Linked DNA regions of Homo sapiens: region 2 is linked to region 1. Evidence: read pairs that join two places in POLR2A ChIA-PET (ENCODE). Cell type or tissue: B cell. All regions are shown on one strand. Each heading gives the region's core, and the rest is flanking DNA. Links, peaks and the distances in the headings are about the cores only.

Region 1 (12,857 bases), core at 5,576-8,075:
GCAGTTGGCTAACCAACTCATGCCCCATTAACATATTTCTTTTTTTTTTTTTTTTTTTCAGATGGAGTCCCACTCTGTCTCCCAGACTAGAGTGCAGTGGCACGATCTGGGCTCACAGCAAACTCTGCCTCCTGGGTTCAAGTGATTCACCTGTCTCAGCCTCCCAAGTAGCTGGGATTACAGGCACCTGCCACTGCGCCCAGCTAATTTTTGTATTTTTAGTAGAGATTGAGTTTCACCATGTTGGCCAGGCTGGTCTTGAATTCCTGACCTTGTGATCCACTCACCTCAGCCTCCCAAAGTGCTGGGGTTACAGGCGTGAGCCACCGCACCCCGCTGCACCATTAACATATTAAAGAATGAAAGCTATATAATGAGCTAAGTAGACACATTGTATTAGATAAAATTTAATATCCGTTTATGGTTTAGAAAATCTTAAGCAAACTAATAATGGAAGAAAAATTTCTTAAACGTGTAAATATTATCAAAAAACTACAGCAATATTATACTTAATGGTGAAAAATTTTAAGTTTAATATAAAATAGGTAAAGATGTTTATTATTACTACATTTGTTTAACACTCTACTAAATGGCCTAGATGGTATAGTAATGTGAATAAAAAAGTAAAATAAAAGGAATTAGGAGTTAGAATGAAACAAAACAAACTGGTCATTATTTATGGGTAGTATAATTGTCTACAAAATAAAAAGGAAATTGCATTTTTATACACCAGCAATGATCAGCTAAAAATGTTATTAAAAAGATTATACTATGTAAAACATTCTTACCTCTACGTTTGTTTGCATTTGTCAAAATTCAACAAATTGTGCACTTGTATTTGTCTATTTTACTGTATGTATATTTACCTCAAAAATGAACTGTAAACAAATATTTAAAAAGTAAAAAACTTTAAAAATATTTATACTATTTTAAATTACAATAAAAATAAATATTTTATCCAAGAGAAAAAAAATCTAGTGGGAGATGTGTAAGCCCATATCTGGTAAAAATTATAAAGCTTTATTAAACGACATTAAATAAAACCTAAACAAATGAAGAGATATACCATATTCATGGATAGTCAGATTTAATATTGTATTGACATTAATTTTCATGAATTGATTAACACTCCTAGAATCCCAACATCACAAGTTGATTTTAAAATTTATATAGACTAGCAAAGGACCAAAAATAACCAAGACAGTTCTAAAGAACAAGATGGGAACTTGTATGATCAAATATCAAACTTTATTATAAAGCTATAGTAATTAAGACATTGTATATGGCACAAGGAAAGGTAAATGGAACATCATAGAGAGCTCAGTACTAGACCTACACACACATATATATAGACCATAGTCAATGTTAAGGAGAAAAAAAATCCAAGGAAGAAGGGGGAAGGAAGGGAAAATAGTTGAAAGAAAAATATTTGGCTCAGTATATATACATTTAATCACAGTCAAAATGATTTTTCTTAATATTTATGAAATAGAGGGGCATAACATATGGATAAATCACAGTTCAGTTTTCGTACTGCAGGGTCTCTTTTCTTTCTTTTTTTCTTTCTTTCTTTCTTTCTTTCTTTCTTTTCTTTCTTTCTTTCTTTCTTTCTTTCTTTCTTTCTTTCTTTCTTTCTCTTTCTTTCTTTCTTTCTCTTTCTCTCTCTCTCTCTCTCTCTTTCTTTCTTGACAGGGTCTTGCTCTGTTGCTCAGGCTGGAGTGCAGTGGCACAATCTTGGCTCACTGCAACTTCCACCTCCCAGGTTCAAGTGATTCTCCCACCTCAGCCTCCTGAATAGCTATGATTATAGGCGCACACCATCATGCCTGGCTAATTTTTGTATTTTTTGTAGAGATGGGGTTTCACCATGTTGGCCAGGCTGGTCTTGAACTCCGGACCTCAGGTGATTTGCCCACCTCTGCCTCTCAAAGTACTAGAATTACAGGTGTGAGCCACTGCGCTCAGCTGATTTTCCAAGCTTAAGATTCGTGTATGAATGCAAAGTCATATATCCATGAAGCCAGAGCTGCCAAGGAATATTCTGCGGGTTTCTTTGTAGTTCAAGGTCCTAGTAATGAACAACTATGAGTCATATTGTATTGTTATGAACTTTGTGAATGTGAACTAATATGAAAAAAGTGCTGTCCAGTTTTTTCACAACTATATACACAACTATATACAATATTCTCTGGAATTGAGACAATTAATTCTTTATATTTTCATCTTTTTTGTTAGATCAAATGCACCATTGTAACTCAATATTCAGAAAGTTTCTACTCAAAAACAGTTTCAGGGCATAGTCTACTTCTATGCATTTAGGGGAGTACTTTAAATTTTCTTTCATTACGCTAATAAATTTTCTGTTGTTCGTCATTCTCCTATGGCATTCATTTTCAGAATGGAAAGATTAACAGAATATTTCTCCAAGGCAATACTGACTTTATTTTAGGTTGCTTTATTTTATAGTGTCAAATAAAATAAATAAATCAGTGTAAAAAGTTATATATATATAATGATATATTAATATGAATAATTGATAATGTGTAAGAATTGATTTCCAGAATTGAGTCTGGTTGGGCCACACTCAAAATTGGTCCTTTTACATCTTTTTAAAAATCTTATCCACTTTATGGAAGATATCTTGGAATATATAAATGAATAGAAGTTTCTACAACATTATTTGGAATCTTCCAAAGAATGACTGGTTTCATTCTTATTTAATATTTTAATAAGCATAAGTCAACCACTTCAATAGGTCCTACAAAGTTATAGTTGGAGTTGTACTAGTTATAGATGTGTGGTTGTTAGTCATATTAGATAGTGCTTCTTGGGCCACTTGGGATAAAATCTAATGCAGAGTAAAATTTTCAAAAGGATTATTTCATTCCAAATGAAGAGTTCAGCTCATGTGTAGACTCTATTTAGAAAAACGATTAAATGAATAACTACAATTGCTTTCTTCTTACAGTTACTCTTAAAATGCTGTGAAAGATTTTATCATTGATTTTGCACCAAATGTTTTTGCAAGATTTTCTCACTGGAGTTTTGTACCTGCAGCCACAAGCTAGTGTTTTAGAGAGTTAAATAATGTGTGGGGTAATCTACATTTGTTATTATTAGATGGCCACTATTGCAAGTGGCTTTATTTGATAGCATCATAACTGATTACCTGAAAATGTGAGCCAATAGCTGACCCTTCAAGAAAAAATCAATTTGCAATTTTCACTGTCCACACTTCTGCCAGCTAACAAATCAACTGCAGATCTCTGTTCAGCCCCAAAAGGCACTTAAAATGGGAAATGAAATAGCCTTAAGTTTCCTCCAGGATGATCCCATTTAGCCACCAACAGAGAGGAAGTGGACTAGATGACAGAAGGGCAAAATTTGTTTAAGGGAATAGGGAAAGATTTAATGAAAATCCAAAGACCCACAGGAAAGGGATAAACCTTCCCACTTCAGTGGCTGGCCCCAAAAATCCCAGTTAAAAATAATGGAGCTTTACTGAACGTCACCCAGATTGTTTTAACCCAGTGCTGGTATACCCTCTCAATACTGTCCTGATCTTCCTTCTCCCTGCTCTGTTTTCCTTTCAACCACAGGCTTCTGCTCTTCTGGGTCCAGTTTGTTTTTCACTTTTTGATTGTTTCTGAGGAATTTTAACATCATAGGATTTATTGGCCATTTGAATAGCCTCTTGTGATTTGCTCTGACTCATTGTTCTACTGAATTGTTAATCTTTTCTTATTAATTTGTAGAAGTTATTTATATATTTGAGGTAAGAGACTTTTAACTTTTGTTTGTGTTGTAAATATTTTCTTCCACTCTGCTCTTCCCTTTTCGTTTTTAAAGGTGTCTTTTGGCAAACAGAAGTTAATAATTTCAATGTACGTATGTGGCTTGGTTCCTTTATAGTTAGCGTTTCTTATGTCCTATTTTAATTCTTTTCTTACTCTAAAATCATGAAACTATTCTCCTACTGTATCATCTTAATATTTTTTGCTTTTTTCTTTCATATTTATGCCTAAAAATTTAAAATTAATATCTATTTATTGTGTCAGGCAGGGGTCAAATTTTTTCTTAATATGGATATTCAATTGTCCCAATATTATTTATCAACAAGATCCCTTTCTCCCCACTGGTCTATGATACCACCTTTCTCATAAATCAAGCACCCATGTGTGGTTAAGTCTGTTTTTGGCTCTCTTTCTATTTCATTGGTTAACTTGTCTATCCTTATAATCCTCATCCAATCTCTTAACTTGTGCCAATGTATTACTACCGAAGCATTATAGTCTTGATAATCAGAATCCACTGTTACTCGTGTAAAACATTTCTTAGCTATTGACCCTTGGAATTTCTAGTTAAATGTAGACTCACTTGTCAAGTTTCATTTAAAAAAAAATAATCAAAGGTGTTTACATTGGATATCTAGATCCATCTGGGAAGAATTATCCTTTACAATTTGATTTCTGCAATCCATGAATTAGTCTTTTCTATCAGTTAGAGTATTTAGGTCTTATTTTTTTTATCTTAATAGTGTCTTATAGTTTTTGGCATGGTGGCCTTGCATATCTTTTGCTAGACTTATTTTTAGTTATTTGATATTTTTGAAGCTGTTATAAATAACATCTTTTTGTTTTTTTTATTGCTTGTATAGAAAAATTCAAATAAATTTTTAAATATTGTTTCTAGTAACTTTGCTAAACTCACTTATGAATTCTTTTGATTTGGCTGTAGGTTCTTTTCAACTGTCAGCCTAAAATAATAAAATGTTAAGAATCTAATTTAAGGATAGTTGATTCAAGAGCAACATTTGAAGATAGCCTACCTGGAAACACCAACTGCAGAGGACTAGAGTAAGTATGCCGAAGTAAGGAACTTAAGGTTTCATTTATGTAGGCAGAGACAGGGAGTTTTTAGGAGGATTACAACATTTTTCCATATAAGGTTGGTGCATAGTTACAGCAATTTGATTGGTTATAGGCTGTGTTTATTCTGGGAAGGGTACATTTAACTTTTTTTTTTCTTTCTTTCTTTTTTTTTTTTCCAGAGGGAGTAATAGTCATGAGTTTTCTGTCATCTTATCTAGCAAATCAAGACAAAAATGGGGAAGTTAATCTATAACAAGGGTCATTAATGAAGAAGGCAGGAGGTTTTGTCTTTGGCATTGTTTAATTCTCTCTAGTCATTGCACAGAACAAGAAAAACAAGAAAGCAGGTTAATCTATAATCTGAGAATAGAGGTTGTAACTACATGTGATTCAGATCACAGTCACATATCTCTCAAAGCCTAAAATATTTTCAGGGTTCCAAGAGCTTTTAAATTTTATTTATTTTCACACAGTTTTCCACAGATATAATCATATTTGTGAATAATGATGTTTTATTTCTTTATTTCCAATAACTTTGTCATTTATTTATTTTTCTTTCATACTGCACTGGCCAGGGCCTTCGGTGTCCTTCAATTTTGCACATTGAATAAAAGTAGTAATAAAAGACAATGCTTGTCTTGTTATAAATCCTAAAAAGAAAGCTTTCAACATTTTACTATTAAGCATGATATTCATCAAAGGTTCTTTTGTAAATATCCTTAATTAGGTTAAGAAAATTCCCTTATAGTTCGAGTTTGCTAAGAGTGTTTGTTTTTTCAAATCATGCTTGGGTATTGAATTTTACTAATTTTTTTTGTGCAACTATTGAAGTGACATGTAATTATTCTCTTTCATTCTTTGACTGATTTTTTCACATAAGACCAAAATACAAAATTGCATTCTTGGAGTAAACCCAGTGTGGTCATGAATTTTTTTTTTCACTACATATTACTGGATTCTATCTGCATCACTAGAGTATAAGTTTCATGAAGGCAGAGTTTTCTGTCTGTTTTGTTGTTGTCATTGTGTGTTTTACTGCCCTGTCTCTATGGCATATTTATTGGATGAATGAATAAAGAAATCAACAAATTTCCCCAGGATTGTGACAGCCTCTATTCTGGCTGTGAATAGAGAGCCCTGAGCTTCTGGCTACCTGTTATGGGGCCATTTCTCTTGGCTGCACAGAGCTCCAATCTCCTCAGGATGGGGTACTATATTCACCCCACTTTCTGGACAGCATATATCCAAACAACTCAGGAATCAAGCCTTGCCTCTCTTGGTTCCTCACAAACACAGCTTTGCCTCTCTGCCTGTTCCCCATCCTGTTCATGTGTTGAGACCCCCTAAATTTGTATATCCAAGATTTAGCAGAGCAATGACCACTCACTTACTAGTCGTTAGTGCAACTCACACAATTGGCACAGATGCCTAGGGGCCTGAAAATAAGACTTGGAATTCCATACTCTGGCAAAAACTCTAATTTGTTTGGTGGCACTCACGCCTAAACCTGGTCTCTGAATGGGCTACAAGAACGGAGGCATAAGTCTTTTATCAGGAATCATGAAATAGGGAGAACCAAGACTCCAGCACATAGACATCACCAGATAATAAATAGACGCTCACCTATTTTCCTCTCTCAAAAAGCATAAGAAATGTTTTCTGATATTAAGCAATTCATTTCCAAACATTTTAAAGTTAATGAGAAGAATAAATCTCATTTTTAAGTGGTCAATGTACCATGAAGTTAACAAGCTAATTAAGAACAAAAACAACATGAGCTATATTATGGTTTCTTTACTGGGGACATTGTGATTATAACTGTAAAAAAAATTAAATCCATAAACAAAATACTTGACTTTAAGTTGGCTTAGAAGGTCACAGAGCTCTTCATGACTCCACTTCTGCCCACCTCTTCAGGTATCTTTTACTTCAGGGGGTTTTGCAATTCATTCCAGTTCTTCAACAAACTAGGTTTTCCCCGCTCTAGAACTACACAAACACCCATACCTCTTCTTTCCAGTCAGAATCTTTCCAGTCAGGATCTTTGTCTGGCTAACTGCAACATATCAGAGAACTCAAATGTTACTTCCTCTTAGAAGTACTCCCTGATGGCCTGGCGTGGTGGCTTATGCCTGTAATCCCAGCAGTTTGGGAGGCTGAAGCGGGCAGATGACTTGGGGTCAGGAGTTCGAGACCAGCCTGGCCAACATGGTGAAACCCCATCTCTACTAAAAATACAAAAATTAACTAGGCATGGTGGTGCGCACTTGTAATCCCAGCTACTTGAGAGGCTGAGGCAAGAGAATCGCTTGAACCCAGTAGATGGAGGCTGCAGTGAGCCAAGATTGCACCACTGCACTCCAGCCTGGGTAACAGAGTGAGACTCTGCCTAAAAAAAAAAAAAAAAAAAAAAAAAAGCACTCCCCGACAAACTCCCCACCTCCACCCCCAAAATACGAATGTCTTCTATAATACACTTGTATAGTACCTTGAATTTTTCTCAGTATATTACTCATCAAATTTTACTTAATTCCTTGTCTTCCCTAGAAACAGTAAACTTTCAGGTAAGGGACCATGCTCTCTTGCCCATAGTTGAATCCCCAGGCCATGGAGTGAAACCTAGCACGTTTCAGGGGTTCAATAAATATTTATTGAAGAATGAATGAATTAAAATCTTAAGCTGCCTTATATTCCTAAATTATTGGTGTTTACCATGCACCTTTCCAAACTGACCTAGAGCTAGTTACAGAAGCCTGGTGTCTGCAGCCTGAAGAACTCTGAGAATGACATTTCCACTAGATGAGGTTAGCTGATTTAGTACTAAGATCCCTTGCCCAGTTCTCCATAAGAAGCCAACTGCCTGGGTTTGAATCCCTGCCTCACTGCATATTAGCCATGTAACCTTGGACAAATGACTTAACTTCTGTGTGCTTTGACTTCCTCATGGTTAAATAGATGACGTTAGTACCTCTCTCATAAAGTTGTTTTTGAAGAATTAGAGGAATATGATACACTGCTTGTCACATGATATGTGCCTAATGAATGCCATTCACTGATTTAACAGCAACTTATGGGGTAATCGGAGTTCCAGCAGAGGATCCCTAGGGGAGGGGATATTCAGTTCTCTTGTAAACAGGTAGTGGGAATCGCACTGCTGAAGCAGGGAGGTTTCAGTTACCTCACCTGAAAACAGAGTTGGGGCTACTGAATTCCCCACAGTCTAAAACAGATCCTGATCTCCAAAGAGGGGAAAGATATATATATTTAAGGAGACATGATGCCTCCTCTTTGAATTTCTAGTTCAACATGGAAAGACTGAATGTAAACAGGGGGTAAATCCTCAAAAAGATGAACTTCCTCCCTCATCATCTTACTCCAGTGAACTCTGTTGAAATAGCAGTAACCATAGGCATACCTGTGGACTGTTTGTTGCCTAGGCTCTCCTAGCCAGCATGCAGAATAGAGAGGACAGTAGTTGTTCAAATGGGTAGAAGATAGCAACAGGAGCATGTGGGGTACATTAGTGTCTCACGCTGTGGGTCCGCCAGCCTAATTCCTATCCCATGCCCGCTTTTCGCTAGCCACCTTCTGGCCAGGGTGGCTTTGTGACACAGCTCTGACGGATAAGATAAAACAATGTCTATGTGCTGGGGTCTCTGGGAAATTTTTTGTTTTCCTGATAAAAAAGCAAAAAATGGGCTAACATGACTCATTTTGCCCTTTGTTCTTCCCCCTTCTCCCTGCCTGGAACATGAACAGATGTGATGTTTCAAAATGTAGCAGCCACCTTACAACCACAAGGCAGCAAATATGAAGACAAATGCCTCCAAGCCAAGGATGGTGGTGAAGGAGTGGTAAAGACAGACGAGCCTGGGTCCCTGATACATTAGGGAGCTATTTTCCCAGCCCTGGACTGCCTACCTCCCTGGCTTTTGTGTTGTCTGAGACAAATAAATGTCTTTTTGTTTAGCTGAGTATTGGTTGGGTTTTCTTGCCTTGGAATGGATTCCTGAGAAATAAATATAGCATGCAGCCCAAAGCTTTACACGATGTGAACCTTAATTGCAACATTTACCACAGTATCTTATAATCACAGTTTTATTTCTTTTTTAGTAGTCATGACTTTTTTGTAGGTAGGACTTTGGGCTTATTTATTTCTATATCTACAGCATATACTAGGCATTCAGTAGAAGTTAGATGAGTGAACCCACTTCATTTGATAAATTGTGATGAGTGAACTTGCAAATCAGAAACCAGTGCTATGGAAAGATTTCCCCAGGTGTCTGGTTCAGTCAGGAGAAGGGTGACGCTCCTGTAAGGAAACCAGGTATACCCAAGAGAAATAAAAACTCATGAGTCATCACATGGACTTTTGTGGTTTCTTTTATTTCTGGGTGCATTATGACAAAAACAAATAAAATATGCTAATACATTTTAAAAACAGACATTTTTTTCCTGATAATGAAAACACATGCTCTTCTCAAACATAAAATTAACCTTAATAGGAGAAGGAGTGATAGGAAAAACAAAACAGAGAAAAGGGCAGGATAATTTTTCTCTCCTTATTAACTTGCTGCTCACTCATGGAATGAGCTTTTCTTTTACCAGAAAAATCTAGGCATTTGTGTTGAAGACTCTAGAGCAATGACTGATTAAGAAATGCTCGCTCTTGATCTTATCGGCTGTATTCAGGGAATGTTCAGTGGCTGTGTCACGTCGCAGATGTGCTTGCAAAGGTTATTCCTCAGGACTGTGTCTTTCCCCATCTGCCTTCTCTGTTGCCTGTGGCTGATTCCATTTTCTTTAGCATCACAAAGCTCCTGAGCCAATTTACCCAAAGGCTTTTTGTCATTTGTATTTCAGCTGCCACTTCTCTATGCAGTTTCTATTTTAAAATGCTTATATAATAACTTTGGGTCTGCTAGGGTCTTTTGCCTCTGAAGATTTTAATCAGATTGGCTTGAATACCCATTTTATGCCCTGTGGAAAAACCCACTGTCTTCTCCAAGATGTCTCCTAATTCCCAGGAGACTTCCACTGTTCTCATGGACACGCCTGGCTTCCACTTGTTACTGCTGATGAATTTGTGCTTTCCACTCTACCTGGACTAATACCTTATTTTTACTTTGAATCAGCAGAATTGTGGAACTTTGTCCCTTTATCTCATTTGTATTTCTGATTTGAATAAATCAACTGATTTATAGCTCTAAATACAAATAACATGGAACACTTCTAAGTACGGTGTAAAACTTTGGTGGATATGTTTTAAGCACACTATAGTTGGCACTGGCATGCCAGAAATGCTCCAATGACCAGTTACAATAGGTGATGGAGAGGTAACCTTGCACAAGAGAGCCACAGTCCTTGTCCCTGCAGAGCGGCAGACAGAAACGCAGGAACCAGTGAGGAATGGAAGTGCCAGGGTAGGATACGGGAGGCCACGGGAGCCAGGAACACTCTGTGCACTATGTCAGCACATGGTTGTGAAAGAGGCTGTGTAGTACTGTTTCTTATGCTGATCAAACAACTCAGCTGAGTTGTAATCTCACTCAAGTTCACTATTTCTTATGTATTGGATTTCTTTACTATGTAATTTCTGCTTAGAAGCTCTAATAATTCGATCAATCTTGGAAAATCTAACCACTAGTATATTAGCACCATCAAAAATCATGCATGTTGTAGAGAAGTTGGTTATTATGATATGTACTTATATGTTCCCAGAAAGAAAAATGCTCCAAGTTTTGTAGCAAAACTTGATTTTCTTAAAACCTTAAGTAAACACAGGATAGACCTTATGTCTTTGTATGAATTATCTTTTTTCAGTTTTAACTTATGAGCAAATGGCTAAATTTTTTTCTTCTTCGTCTTGCCAGCTCTCTGTGTGTGTGTTTTGATAAAGGTGGGCTTTAGGGCCATCTAGTGGCTTCTTGAATAGGAAATTCTAAAAATTACCATTAAGCTGAATAGGAAAACCCCCACCTTCTCTCACCAAATATTCTCTCTTTAAATTTGTTACATATTAGCTCTTAGGAGTTTAAAGACAGATATTGGAAAACTTGTGGTAGTTCATATATATTCTTTTTCTTTTTCCAAATGAAATGTTACCATATTTGCATTTCCTTTCAAATAACATGAACACTGTAATGACCCATGTGCGTTCTTGGATTTTTGAGCACTGATGGAATGCTGGCATCTTGTGGATTGGTTATGAAGTTTTAGTCTATCCTGGCAGCTTTGAAGTTTATAGCCTCAACCTTTGTATCTTTCATAATATCCAGTTCAAAAAAAAATCAGCCTAGGCCTTCACATTTATGCAGTGTCTGATGATTTTAAGGTTGTGAAAGGAAAATAAATCTCAGGACCCCAATCACTAAGCCAAAAAGAAAAGTCAAGCTGGAAACTTCATCAGGCAAACCTGCCTCCCATTTTATTTCTAAGTAAGATAACTACAAAGATTTTTAAAAGCTATATACCTCCTTCACCTATAAAATACAGATTCATTGAGCCAGACTAAGGCTTAAGTAACTATTCCTCTACCCGAGTCTCACATGCAGATTGTGTATTCAGTGAAAGGCTGATCAAAGACTCAAAAGAATGCAACCATTTGTCTCCTATCTACGTATGATCTGGAAGCCCCCTATACAAGTTATCCCGCCTTTCCAGACTGAGCCAATGTACATCTTACACATATTGATTGATGTCTCATGTCTCCCTAAAATCTATAAAACCAAGCTGTACCCCAACCACCTTGGGCACCTGTCACCTGGACCTCCCAAGGTTGTGTCACAAGTGTGTCCTTAGCCTTGGCAAAATAAACTTTCTAAATTGATTGAGACCTGTCTCACATGTTTTTGGTTCACAGGTACAGACTTCTCCTTTCAATAGTTACAGACTTCTGAATGCAAGATTTTGGAGCTGTCAAAAGCTGGTTCCCCAAAGAGCTTAACCACTGACCCCAACATAACCCACTGACAAGACAAACCATAGTTTATTACTTACCTTGGTAAGGGTGGGCACCACCTCACAAACTTTGGGATTGTTTCCGAGTGGGGGGAAGAAACCCCAACTTATTGGAAAATGAAAGTGTGATTTCAGGTGGGTCTTTAAAAATGGGGTTCAGGATTGGGTAAGGATCAGGATACAATAGTCCAAGACTGATGGCTAAGGCGAGGGATTCAAAGAATCTTACGTGCAAGCTGTTGGTTGACGTTTTCCACTGAAGAGAGGATGAGTCTTTTGGGAAGTTCCTGTAGTGAACATTCAAGCCATATGCCTGGGCAGAAGACTCCTGAAAAAATAAAGTTATGTTGGTGAAGTCAGAGGAATTGCGAAGTCTTGCTAATATAGATGTAGATGTGTTTTCAGTTCTCACTGTTCAGACTATCAGGTAGACAGTTTTGGTTCTTAGAGGCCTTCCACAATTATGATGCCTACACAAAATCAAAGCACAAAGCAGTGTTCCCTGTAAAAAATATAAATTCTGAGAGAAATGATACATCAAACTATTAAGAATGTTTCATTCTTTAGAGTGACTATGTTTTAGGATTGCTTTCCTTCAGGATATTTAAACAAAAACAGTTCTCTGAAGGAATAGACACAATTTTGATAAGTATAATGATGGTCAAAGGTAGAGAAAATCAAGCATAGAAAATTGGCAGATAGGTAAGATGCCATAATTCAACGTTATGGGGCCGCCAGCCAGAATACAATGGACTCCTGAACCCAGTATTTTGTACATACTAAAGAATGTTATGAAAGAGACAGTAAGCAGAAAGCAAAATACTGACTTCAGTTTTGCACATGCATAACTTTTGTGTATTAGTCCGTTCTCTCACTGCTATAAAGAAATACTTGAGACTGAGTAATTTATAAAGAAAAGAGGTTTAATTGGCTCATGGTTCTGCAGGCTATACAGGCTTCTGCTTCTGGTGAGGCCTTGGGAAACTTACAATCATGGCAGAAGGTGAAGGGGAAGCAGGCACGTCT
Region 2 (12,857 bases), core at 4,909-7,408, 190 kb before region 1:
GAGGCAGGAGAATGGCGTGAGCCCAGGAGGCGGAGCTTGCAGTGAGCCAAGATCGTGCCAAAAATTGTGGTGGGCGCGGCAGCTCACGCCTGCAAACCCAGCACTTTGGAAGGCCAAGGTGGAAGGGATCACTTGAGCTCAGGAGTTCGAGACCAGCCTGGGCAACATGGCAAAACCCCATCTTTATACAAAAATTAACTGGGCATGGTGGCGCACGACTGAGGCGGGAGGATGGCTTGGGCTCAGGATGTTGAGGCTGCAGTAAGCAGTGTTCCAGCTACTTCACTCCCGCCTGGGCCACAAAGTGAGACCCCATCTCTAAATAAATTAAATAAATAAATAAATAAATAAATAAATAAATAAATAAAATTTCTAGGTCTGTATCTTGGCAACACACACACAACATAAATAAATAAAAGTATGTGCTTTTTCTCCTGTTAATCTGTCTTTTGTTAGTTTAATCTATACGCCCCCAAGTACTGATGCTAAAAGAGTAGAGAAAAAGTTTTTTCTCTCCAACACATTGGATGCAATGTTAAAAACTGTGAAACTCATCTTCAAAACTTCAGATTATTTCAAGTTGCCATTTACAACTCATATCCACAGATGACTAAATAGTAGAAACACTAAAATACTGCTAACAGATTGCAAATGGGAGGAACATGGCATCCACTTCATCTACTTACACAAAAGCCTTGAAAATCCGGTGCGGCTTGAAATTTGTAAGATTTTACGCATTAGTAAACATTTTAATAGATGTAGGAACATTTTAATAGGTATGGGTGGATAGCTATTATTAAATTACACATTCAAGTTTTAAAAGCTATATATCCTATTTGTAGTTTTAAATGGGTATAAATACAAAAATGAAAATATTAAAACAGATAGAATATTAAGTTTCATAAGAGAACAGTTGAAAATATTGACATCTTCCCCACAAAGAATTTTCATTAAAATATTTTTGCTATCAGAATAAAAGTTTTGGCTGGGTGCAGTGGCTTATGTTTGTAATCCCAGCACTTTGGAAGACTGAGGCAGGAGGACTGCTTGAGACCAGGAGTTTGAAACAAAGAAAAACAAAACAAAACTGAAGCAAACTCCAAATCCCTTTGGGACTCAAGCATGTTCATTTGTTTAGATTCATTTATTTCTCCAACTCACACTTAATAAGTGCCTACTATATGCTCCACATAGGGAGTATAAAAATAAGTAAAATATGGTCTTGCGCTCTAAAAGCAGATCAGAAATACTAGTTGATAATTGTACTATCATGTAGAAAGTGGTAAGGGCCATAAACTGTGAAAGTCTAGGGGTCTTTGGGAATAGTATTCCTTCCCACTCTAGACTCAAGTCTCCAAAGTGCAAAATGTGAAGACGGAAACCCTTTCCTATTGTGTTTTCAGGGCTCCCATGCTGCCCCAGCTCGATGTGCCTTCCCTGGGCCAGCACTCTGGCCGTAATCTGTGCCCTAATACACCTTCCCCTGTTAATACAGTTCTGTCCCGGAAGCTGGCAGATCTAATAATTTAGTGCTGTCTCTGCTACAGTGTTACTTCTGGAATGCTCTAATGCATTCTTTCTCTGGGAGTGAAGTGCCCTAGACTTGGAAAGATATAAGTTCAAGTCCAAAATATGCCTCTCTGATACAGATATTTTTGAGCGAAGATGCTTGTGAAGCAGCGGTGGCAGAAAGGGCCTCCAGATCTGCCCTTTCTTATCAAGCCATAAAAATTCCTGTGAAAAAGCGGCCTTCTCTGCACCAACACGAGAAGATAACCCTTGTTTCCAGTGACTTAAGAAGTGATGCTGCAATGGAGCTGTATAAATAAACTTACTGAAAAAACCCTTATCCTCCACTAGCTTTAGCACCCTCTCCAATTATCTCCTAGCGACTCCCCTGGAATTTACTACCCCCAGCTTATACCCCTTTGTCCTGTCATTTCTTCACAAAATGTGTAGTTCTTTGTCTAAAAGGTATAAAAGCTTTCTGCTTTGGCCATTTCTTGGGGTCTTCACTCTCTTATGAGGGTCCCCATGTACATGTAAAAAAATAATAAAACATACGCGCTTCTCTTCTGTTAATCTGTCTTGCATTAATTTGGTTCCAAGCCCACCCGAAGATCCCACTTAAGAACTAAGATGGGCAGAGGATATCCATCGGCCCCTCTACAGAGTATTAGCAAAGAGCATTGCGTTTGGAATCATACTACCTGGGTTTGAATCCTAACTCTTCTGTTTGCTAGCATTTTGAACTTGGGCAAGTTATTTAGTCTTTCTATGACTTAATTTTCCAGATCTGTAAAATGCACCTATTAGTACACTTCATATATCTGATGTGAGGATTAAACGTAAACTGTTTGTAATAATGCCTAACAAGTAGGAAGTGCTGCTAAATTAGTTATTATTATTAAAAGTTGAGCATCCCTAATTCAAAATTCCAAAATTCTTCCAAACCCAAAACTTTTTGAGAGCCAACATGATGCTCCAAGTTACACTGAACACATTACTTTTTCACTATATTAATGGTATGTTGGCCAGGCGAGGAGGCTCACGCCTGTAATCACAGCACTTTGAGAGGCCGAGGCAGGTGGATCACTTGAGATCAGGAGTTCAAGACCAGCCTGGCCAAAATGGTGAAATCCTGTCTCTACGAAAAATACAAAAATTAGCCAGGCATGGTGGCACATGCCTGTAATCCCAGCTACTCGGAGGCTGAGGCGGGAGATCCCCTGAACCTGGGAGGCGGAGGTTGCAGTGAGCTGAGATCGCACCACTGCACTCCAGCCTGGGCAACAGAGTGAGGCTGTGTGTCAAAAAAAAGGGAAAAGTGTGTCATATTTTCTACTATGAAGTACTTACGTGTGAATAAGTGTAAGAAAATGATTACTTTGGCCAGGCGTGGTGGCTTATGCCTGTGATCCCAGCACTTTGGGAGGCCAAGGCAGGAGGATCACGAGGTCACGAGATGGAGACCATCCTGGCAAACATTGTGAAACCCCGTCTCTACTAAAAGTACAAAAAATTAGCAGGGCGTGGTGGCTGGGGCCTGTAGTCCCAGCTACTCGGGAGGCTGAGGCAGGAGAAAGGTGTGAACCTGGGAGGCGGAACTTGTAGTGAGCCGAGATCCTGCCACTGCACTCCAGCCTGGGGACAGAGTGAGACTCCGTCTCAAAAAAAAAAAAAAAAAGAAAATGATTACTTGCTGAGTGCAGTGGCTCACGCCTGTAATCCCAGCACTTTAGGAGGCTGAGGCGGGCAGATCACGAGGTCAGGAGATTGAGACCATCCTGGCTAACACGGTGAAACCCCGTCTCTACTAAAAGTACAAAAAAAAATATTAGCCGGGTGTGGTGGCGGGTGCCTGTAGTCCCAGCTACTCGGGAGGCTGAGGCAGGAGAATGGCAGGAACCCGGGAGGCAGAGCTTGCAATGAGCCAAGATCGCGCCACTGCACTCCAGCCTGGGTGACAGAGAGAGACTCCATCTCAAAAAAAAAAAGAAAAGAAATGATTACTTGTTGGTTGCCTCTAAACATATAAGCTGAGTCAGAAATGATGGTGATGTCATACAACCACAGTCCACATGAGTGGTTAAGATTGTGACACCTTTGCTTTCTGATGGTTCAATGCACACAAACTTTGTTTCATGCACAAAATTTAAAGTATTGTATAAAATTACCTTCAGGCTATGTGTATATGCTGTATATGAAACATAAATGAATTTTGTGTTTCCACTTGGGCCCAATCCCAGCCTACGTATGGGCATCCCCACGTACATGCAAATATTCTGAAATCACCCAAAAATCTGAAATCCGAAACACTTTTGAGTGTTTTTTATTTTCTTATCTTTTTTTTTTTTTTGAGAAGCAGTTTTGCTCTTGGTGCCCAGGCTGAAGTACAGTGGTGCAATCTCAGTTCACTGCAAACTCTGCCTCTTGGGTTCAAGCGATTCTCCTGTCTTGGCCTCCCGAGTAGCTAGGACTACAGACGTGCACCACCACGCCCAGCTAAGTTTTTATATTTTTAGTAGAGATGGGGTTTCACCATGTTGGCCAGCTGGTCTCGAACTCCTGACCTCAGGTGATCCACCCTCCTCAGCCTCCCACAGTGCTGGGATGACAGGTGTAAGCCACCGTGCCCGGCCTGAAACACTTTTTATTCCAAGCATTTTGGATAAAGGATGTTCAACCCATACTTAAGAAGTTTCAAAATACCAGGTTAATCATCAATAAAGAAGAGATTACAATATTTGTTCTGCTTGTTTGTCAGGGTTCTATGAAGATCAAATTAGATGATGCAAGTGAAATATTTTGGCTAAAACAAAATTAATGTTTATTGAACAGCTACTAGATCCCAGGTGCTTTACCAACATTACCTCTTCATGAGGTAACTTTTTTTTTTTGAGACGGAGTTTCACTCTGGTTGCCCAGGCTGGAGTGCAGTGGTGCAATCTCAGCTCACTGCAACCTCCGCCTCCCAGGTTCAAGCGATTCTCCTGCCTCAGCCTCCTGAGTAGCTGGGATTACAGGTGTGCATCACCATGCCCGGCTAATTTTTGTAGTTTTTTTAGTAGAGACGGGGTTTCACCATTTTGGCCAGGCTGGTCTTGAACTCCTGACCTCAGATGATCTGCCCGCCTTGGCCTCCCAAAATGCTGGGATTACAAGTGTGAGCCACTGCACCTGGCCCTTTATGAGGTAACTCTTATTCCCATTTTATAAGGAAAGATATTGATGTGATAGAGCTAAGATTTAGTCCAAAGTCTATCTCTAATAGAAGAAGGATCTTCTCTTATCTTTTGCTTATTCATAGTCAGGCAACCCTCTCCTCTGCCCAGGAGAGATGGTCATGAAGGGAGGGGATGGGTGGTGAATGAGTATAATCCCATATCCTAATCTCAAGCAAGAGACATAAAAACACATAAAGACCTTGAATTCAGAAGAACCCAGGCAGGGCACGGTGGATCATGCCTGTAATCTCTACACTTTGGGAGGCCAAGAAGGGCAGATCACCTGAGGTCAGGACCAGCCTGGGCAACTTGGTGAAACCCTGTCTCTACAAGAAATACTAAAAATTAGCTGGGTGTAGTGGCACACGCCTGTAATCCCAGCTACTTAGGAGGCTGAGGCACGAGAATTGCTTGAGTCCAGAAAGGAGGAGGTTGCAGCGAGCTGAGATCGCATCACTGAACTCCAGCCTGGGCAACAGAGTGTGACTTTGTCTCAAAAAAAAAAAAAGGAAAAGAAAAAACAAAGAAGAAGAGCCAAAACACAGTTCTGCAGACTGACAACCTCACAGTGTCTGAGGACTTCTGGAGGTCCTATATCCTAACCAGTTCACTTAACCCACCCAAATGTTGCTCCAAGAGCTCAGGGCCAATATCTGACAAAAATGTTTACCTAAGAATGTCTTCTTTTTTTTTTGAGTCAGAGTCTTGCTCTGTCACCCAGGCTGGAGTGCAGTGGCGAGATCTCAGCTCACTGAAACTTTTGCCTCCAGGGTTCAAGCAATTGTCGTGCCTTGGTCTCCAGATACCTGCAATTACAGGCACTTGCCACCATGCCCAGCTAATTTTTGTATTTTTAGTAGAGACGGGGTTTCACCATGTTGGCCAGGCTGGTCTCGAACTCCTGGTCTCAAGTGATCCACTCACCTCGCCCTCCCAAAGTGCTGGGATTACAGGCGTGAACCACTGTGCCTGGCCTTATTATTCTTCTCTAATGGAACATGCAGCTATGACTGTGAGAAGGAAAGAGAGGGGAAAATGACTGGGAAGAAGCATTCCAGTTAGAACCCGAAATGGGGCCGGGCACGGTGGCTCTCGCCTGTAAGCCCAGCACTTTGGAAGGCCGAGGTGGGTGGATCACCTGGGGTCAGGAGTTCAAGACCAATCTGGCCAACATGCTGAAAGCCCCCCTCTCTACAAGACTACAAAAATTATGTGGGCATCATGGCAGGTGCCTGTAATCCCAGCCACTCATGAGGCTGAGGCGGGAGAATCGCTTGAACCCGGGAGGTGGAGATTGCAGTGAGCCGAGATCTTGCCATCTTGCTGCTGCACTCCAGACTGGGTGACAGAGCGAGACTCTGCCTCAAAAACAAAAACAAAAACAAAACAAAACAAACAAACAAACAAACAGAAAAACCTGAAATGGAAATGAAGTTCTTGATAAAGAGGAGCACTGTAACTGTAACAGGATTAATGAAATCTGACACCCTCAAGACTATCATTTTGGGAAAGAATCCTAAGCTAAGAGACCAAGCATTAAAAATAAAACTTAACAAAACCAAAATGACTCTTTTAGGGGAGTGAATAGAAAAGAATAATTTGGAGACATAAACCTTCTCTAATTTAAAAAAAATGTCGATAGCATCCATTTTCAGAGCTCTTTTTATTTATAAAAAATAAAACAAAAAAAGGATTCGAAAATGGCCAGATCAGCGATCATTTTAGCCTAGGCATCTTTCTTTGCTGCAGATTTGATAAGTACACTTATTCATTTTGGTAGCTATTTTATCGATTCACTCATTCACTTAATAAAGATCATGGAGAGCCAAATAGTGCACTGGGTGCAAGGACTAGGTATGAAAAGGCAATTTTGGCCAGGTGCAGTGGCTCACGCCTGTAATCTCAGCACCTTAGGAGGCCAAGGCGGGCGGATAACTTGAGATCAGGAGTTCAAGACCAGCCTGGCCAACATGTTGAAACCCCGTGTCTACCAAAAATATAAAAAATTAGCCGGGTGTGGTGGCATGCGCCTGTAATCCGAGCTACTCAGGAGGCTGAGGCAGGAGAATTGCCTGAACCCAGGAGGCGGAGGTTGCAGTGAGCCGAGATCCCACCAATGCACTCCAGGCTGGGCGACAGAGCGAGACTCACTCCATCTCAAAAAGAGAGGCAATCTCTTCTCTCAAGAGGAGGGGTAAGAAAATGGGCACTTAAAGAGCTGGCTGCTAAAACGGATGTATGTAAATTAAGTACCTGAGACTGTTGGAAGAATCAAGCCAGAGGAGGGAGGTTTATGAACAATCATTGCAACCTGATTCCAACTTCGAATTAAAACAGAATTTTTTTAAAGTTTCATGGTAATTTTAAAAATCATAGTTATAAGTAGTTCCATGTTTTTTTCTGTTTTCAAAGTAAATTTTGGGCTTAGGCTAAAGCTGTCACAGATATATGTATTAATAATGTCTACTGCCACAATAAATTACTTTCCAGCATCTTGTTTATATTTCCCTGTTTGGGGATAATTAATTTTTTAATAGCTTCATAAGCTATGAATTACAACTCATTGACTATTGCTTTACAATGATCACAACCCAAACACATAACATTTATCTTTCATTAATGTTTTGTAATAATTATGTTGATTTTTCTTTTCTTTTTGATCTTTAGTTACAAGAAGAGGTACACTGAAATAAGCCAGTTGCTTTAGAGATACTGTAGAGAAGTTTTAAACCACAGAGATAGTCACTAAAAATTAGGATGTTTTGATTCATTGTGGGAAGTACTTGTAACTAATTTATAAGTTTCTTGCATATGACTATCTTAATACAATATTGTACTGGGAATATAAATGGTTCATTTCCTTATAACCGCATTTTGGGGGATCTAACCAATAGTTTGAACTTTCCAAGATTCTCTTAAATTTTAGTGGAATGGATGGTACAGATAAAGAATTATTTTTAATGAGCTCACCTGTATAATTTATCTATGTCAGCATTTGCTTAGTTTTCTAAGTGAATTTAAACTTGCCAAAAATTATATTACATGCCATATACAGTTTTGAAAGAAAAAAGAAAAGCAAACAATTCGAACTTTTCTTTGGGAAAACTTAGTGACTTGTGGACTGGGGATTCTCTAGAGACTCATATTTTGATTTGAGGCAAGTCAGTTAACATCCAGTGACCTATACAACACCAAAGTGGAAGAAGCAATGCAGGCCTATTTTTAAAAGTGGCTTTAGGATCAAATAAAAAAATACAGAAAAGTACTGAGAGATGCTATGCTGTGGTAAATAATGCAATAGAAAAATAATTGCCAGGCTGGGTGCAGTGGCTTAATTCTGTAATCCCAGCACTTTGGGAGGCCGAGACGGGTGGATCACTTGAGATCAGGAGTTCGAGACCAACGTGGCCAACATGGCAAAACCCCGTCTGTACCAAAAATACAAAAATCAGCTGGGCATGGTGGCACGTGCCTGTAATCCGAGCTACTTGGGAGGCTGAGGCAGGAGAATCATTTGAACCTGGGAGGTGGAGGTTGCAGTGAGCCAAGATTGTGTCACTGCACTCCAGCCTGGGCGACAGCGTGAGACTCTGTGTCAAAAAAAGAAAACGAAAAAGAAAAAGAATTGCCAAATAACCACTGGAAAGACTGTTAACTGATTCGAATCACCTACCTACATTGACCTCACTTCCTACGTAGGTCTCGGATCTGCAGTCCATTAATTAATTCAGTAAAAATTTAGAGAGCCCTGCGTCTATCTACGGCTATGACAGCTGTTACTGCACATTTGGCTCACATCCCTCAACAACAACCATGATTCCCCTGTGAATCCCCGCATCATGAAACCACGCCATATAGCCTGTATTTCTAAGTTGGTTATCCAGGTAGTCTTTAAACACATCTAAAATCATGCGAGATAAGCGAAAAACGGAAACTAGAATAAAGATCTTCAAACTGGGCTCCGTGTAATCACAGGTTTACTTTGTGGAGGAAGGAATCACTGTGGGTATATTCAGTTTGTATTTGTATCATCCCTACCAGGCCACAATCTGAAATTTGTAATTCTTTTTAAATAAACTATCAGCAGAAGAATCTCAAACACTTTGAGTCTGAAAATTACCAAGTTTAAAAATTCTTAAAGCAGTGTATTTTCCCATAATAATAGTCTAATATAAACAACGCCTATGAATTACAGAAAGAAATGCAGAGAGCATTTTTATGAATGAAGTGGTGGTTCTTAGTAACTGAAATGCAGGTAACTTCTGTAAAAACCAAAGATAAAACTATGGACCATTAATTCCAGTGACCTCACTTTTTTAAACTTTTGTTTTACAGCCTTTTGTAAATATTCCCTAAAATAAATAATCAAAGCATTTCATAAACACAAAAGTATGATTTCAATCATGTACAGTCTATAGTAAACCTCTACATGATGGTCTTGCATCATTATTCAAAGTATATTTGCTAACTTCCTACCTATTACCCCTTTAACACAAATGAAAGATACCAGAAGGTGGTGATCTGGCTTTCAACTCCAGACAAAGAAGCCAGACGTGGACTCTGCCCCTGGACAGCTGCGTGCTCTTGGGCTGGCTGCCCACAGTTCTGAACCAGTTTCCTCTTCTGTAAAAAGGGAATAATATTACCTACCTCGTCAAATAATAGTGAAAATGAAAAGAGATCTCGTACATCAGGGGCCTAATAATACAAGGCCTGCCAGACAGTAGGCCCCTCTAATCCTTTGGCTCAGCAAGCCCTCCCACAATGATTCCAGAGAAAACACAGGCCTGCAGACAGAACCCTGTTTGGACTCCCTCCTCAAACCTTCAAATCCTCACCCCGCTTCCCACCCTCCTGCAAAGGCAGAGAGGTACCTCCTTAGGCGTAAAGCTTCCTCAGCAGCTCAGGGACTTCGCTCCCGGATATCCCCCAGTGAGGGGATAATTTGCATTCTGCATTTTCTTTACCCTCCTTGGCCTGGATCCTTCTTTTTAGCATTAAACACATTCTAGTTTCTTGCTTTGAAAAAGAAAGGAAACATCTTTGACTCCACCTCCAGGACAGTCCTATCTTTTGCCTCCACTCCAAGGCCACATTTAAAAAAAAAAACTTGCTTGCACTGACTGGGTCTGGGTCTGGGCCCCACCTCCCACTCACTCCTCCGTTTACTTTAATTTGGCTCTGACTGGATCAAAGCCAAGGAATGTTTGTTAGTAAATCACCGATGATTTCCCTGTTGCTCCTTTCAGTGGCCACTTTTTGGTTCTTACAGTATGAGGGGTAGGGGCACTACTGACTGCTCCCTCTGAGAAACCCAGCCCTCAAGTCCACGTATTTGTGACACCCTTGTATCCTGTCTTTCCCTAGTATCTTTTGAGGGTTTCTCTTTCTCTGGCAGTTCCCCAAATGTTGGTCTTTCTCTCTCTCTCTCTCTTTTTCTTATTTCTCCCTCCCTTCCAGGTCTTTCTCAAGGCCCACTGAAGGGCTCTTTTCTTCTCTTCTTCAACATTCTTATCCTCGTGTGTCCACCCATTTTCAGAGTGTCAGGAAATGAGGTAACCCTATGTCCCTATTTGCCCCAAACAGTTCTGGTTTCTGCCTGTTTCCCCAGAATGATTAGTAGCACCCCAAACCCTTAAGAGTCCTGGTTTGGATGGTTACAACGGACCATCCCCTTATCAATTCCCATTTGTATGCAGATGACTGAGAATTGGGGCAATAAAGCACACTGGCTGAGAGGGAGGGGCTCTGGGGTTGGCCCCCTGGGTTTGATCCTGCTCCACTGCTTACTAGCCCTTGAGTCCCTGGGCCTATTAAGCAACCCCTCTGCCCTGAAGAAACCTCATCAATAAAATGGGAACAATATTACTGCAGTTTTCCTAACAAGTGAGGGTTAAATGAACACATGTAAAGTTATTAGCATGACACCGCCACATTTCTAAGTGCTCAGTGAATGTAGCTATTATCTTTGTCTCTAGCCCAGACCTGTCTCCTGAGTTTCAGACATATTCAGGTAGAGAGAATAAAGTTATCTGGGGTTGGAGGGGTAGGAGGTAGGAAAAGCAGTCTATGCAGGCCCCTATCACTTCCCAATTCTCTCTCTTTTTTTTTTTTTTTTTTTTTTGAGATGGAGTTTTGCTCTTGTTGCCCAGGCTGGAGTGCAATGGCGTGATCTCAGCTCACCGCAACATCTGCCTCCCAGGTTCAAGCGATTCTCCTGCCTCAGCCTCCCAAGTAGCTGGAATTACAGGCACGTGCTACCACGCCCGGCTAATTTTTTTGTATTTTTAGTAGAGACGGGGATTCTCCATGTTGGTCAGGCTGGTCTCGAACTCCTGACCTCAGGTGATCCACCCTCCTCGGCCTCCCAAAGTGCTGGGATTACAGGCGTGAGCCACCACGCCCGGGCGTTTTTTTTTTTTTTTTTTTTAATTTTTTTTTTAAGAGATAGAGTCTCACTCTGTCACCCAGGCTGGAGTGCCATGGTGCGATCATGGCTCACTGCAGCCTTTATCTCCCAGGTTTAAGAGATCCTTCTGCCTCAGCCTGCCAAGTAGTTGGGACCACAAGTGTGCATCCCATGCCCAGCTAATTTTTTAAAATTTTTTGTGGAGACAGGCTCTTGCTTTGTGGCCCAGTCTGGTCTTGAACTCCTGGTTTCAAGTAAACCTCCTGCCTTGGCCTCCCAAAGTGCTGGGATTACAGCCATAAGCCACCATGCCCAGCCACTTCCCACTTCTCTAGACACTCATTTATCTTCCCATCAAACTGTGGCTGAATTTCTCAAATAATTGTCTTGTGACCTTTGAACAGTCTCCCTAAATGTAAATATTGCATTGACCAACAATGGGAATGATGGCAGCACATTCTCACCAGGCAATTTCAGAGAGCTGCTGTATAATTTTTCTTGAAGCACTGGCTGGGAATACATAATTGGGTGGAAATATACTTTGCTTCTGAAATGTGTGGATAAAGTCATTTTTATTTTTGATGACTGGTTTTGTTTTAATTGTGAAGAAATCCTTAGGTTGATCTGTATCCTGGCAATCATTTAAAAATTTTCATGTTGGCGGGGCGTGGTGGCTCACCACCTGTAATCCCAGCACTCTGGGAAGCTTAGGCAGGAGGATCACTTGGCCCAGGAATTCAAGACCAACCTGGACAACATGGTGATATCCCTTTCTTAAAAAAAAAAAAAAAAAAAAAAAGAATTTTGATGTCTAACAAATATTGGAAACAATATATATATTTTGAAGATATAGCTTAGGGAGGAGGGGAATGTTGCAATATATATTTTGGGAAGCTGAGCACAGTGATCAATGTCACATTTGTTTTCAGTTTTATGGTTAAATATTTTACTTTCCCCCAATTTTTCTTAGTCCTTAAAAAGTGTGTCTTTGATTAAAACATTATTTTTTAATTGGTATAGTTTTAATTTTATATGTTTTCTTACATAAAACTTCATCATCTAGGTTTTAAAGTTTCAAATTCATTTAATATGTTAGAATAATTCCAACATTTTGCATTCTGTAAACTTTTTATGTCTTGGGATATGATCCTTTCTTCTTGGGATCTTCTGAAAGCCCGCAGGGAACCATAGGGTTTGTATAAGCCCAGAGGGCCTTTTCTCATGTCTTTATGTTTGTCTCTGTGACTCACCTTTGAATGTTCCCCAACCCTTTCCTGTTACTGAAATTCTGCTCCTTCATTAAGACTCACGTTAAAAGACAATTTTGTCAGAGAGCCTTCCCTACTCTCCTAGATAGAAAAATCTCTCCTTCCTCTGAGGGATGCCTCTACTTAACCTTTGGTTCTGTTTTGTTCTATAATTAACTGCCCATGTGCCATTCTATCCCACTCTATGCTAGTTCTGGATGGCAGAAGTGGGTCTCACCCATCCTTGTACCCCTCAGGGCCCAGTGCCTGTGCCTAGTAATCATCGGCACTCACTGAGCACTCACTTTGTGCCAGGCCTATTCCATTCTCACAACCCGGTGAAGGAGGAAGTATTATTATCTCCATTTTATAGATAAGTAAACTGAGGCATGGAGAGGTTATATAAATTGCCTAAGGTTGGCTGGGCATAGTGGCTCACGCCTGTAATCCCAGCACTTTGGGAGGCCGAGGTGG

What was found. Peaks named below come from ENCODE experiments on the same cell type or tissue, not always from the same donor. Only the 100,000 strongest peaks of a DNase experiment are listed, where the experiment ranks them.
Region 2: POLR2A ChIA-PET joins it to region 1 with 7 read pairs; 8 of 35 experiments call an interaction of 5 or more read pairs at or near these places.

Annotation. Positions count from the first base shown.
Region 1 is chr12:47,030,688-47,043,544 of GRCh38, reverse strand. No RefSeq gene overlaps it. Among named protein-coding and RNA genes, the nearest start is that of PCED1B, 43 kb to the left of the region's middle. In B cell, for the core only: no CTCF peak of the experiment used is centred there; no DNase peak of the experiment used is centred there.
Region 2 is chr12:47,220,417-47,233,273 of GRCh38, reverse strand. The region is part of intron 3 of PCED1B (PC-esterase domain containing 1B); the gene reads right to left. Among named protein-coding and RNA genes, the nearest start is that of PCED1B-AS1, 10 kb to the right of the region's middle. RefSeq lists enhancers at 9,643-10,373, 10,374-11,104, 11,105-11,836, 12,132-12,632. In B cell, for the core only: no CTCF peak of the experiment used is centred there; no DNase peak of the experiment used is centred there; H3K27ac peaks cover 1,060 bases.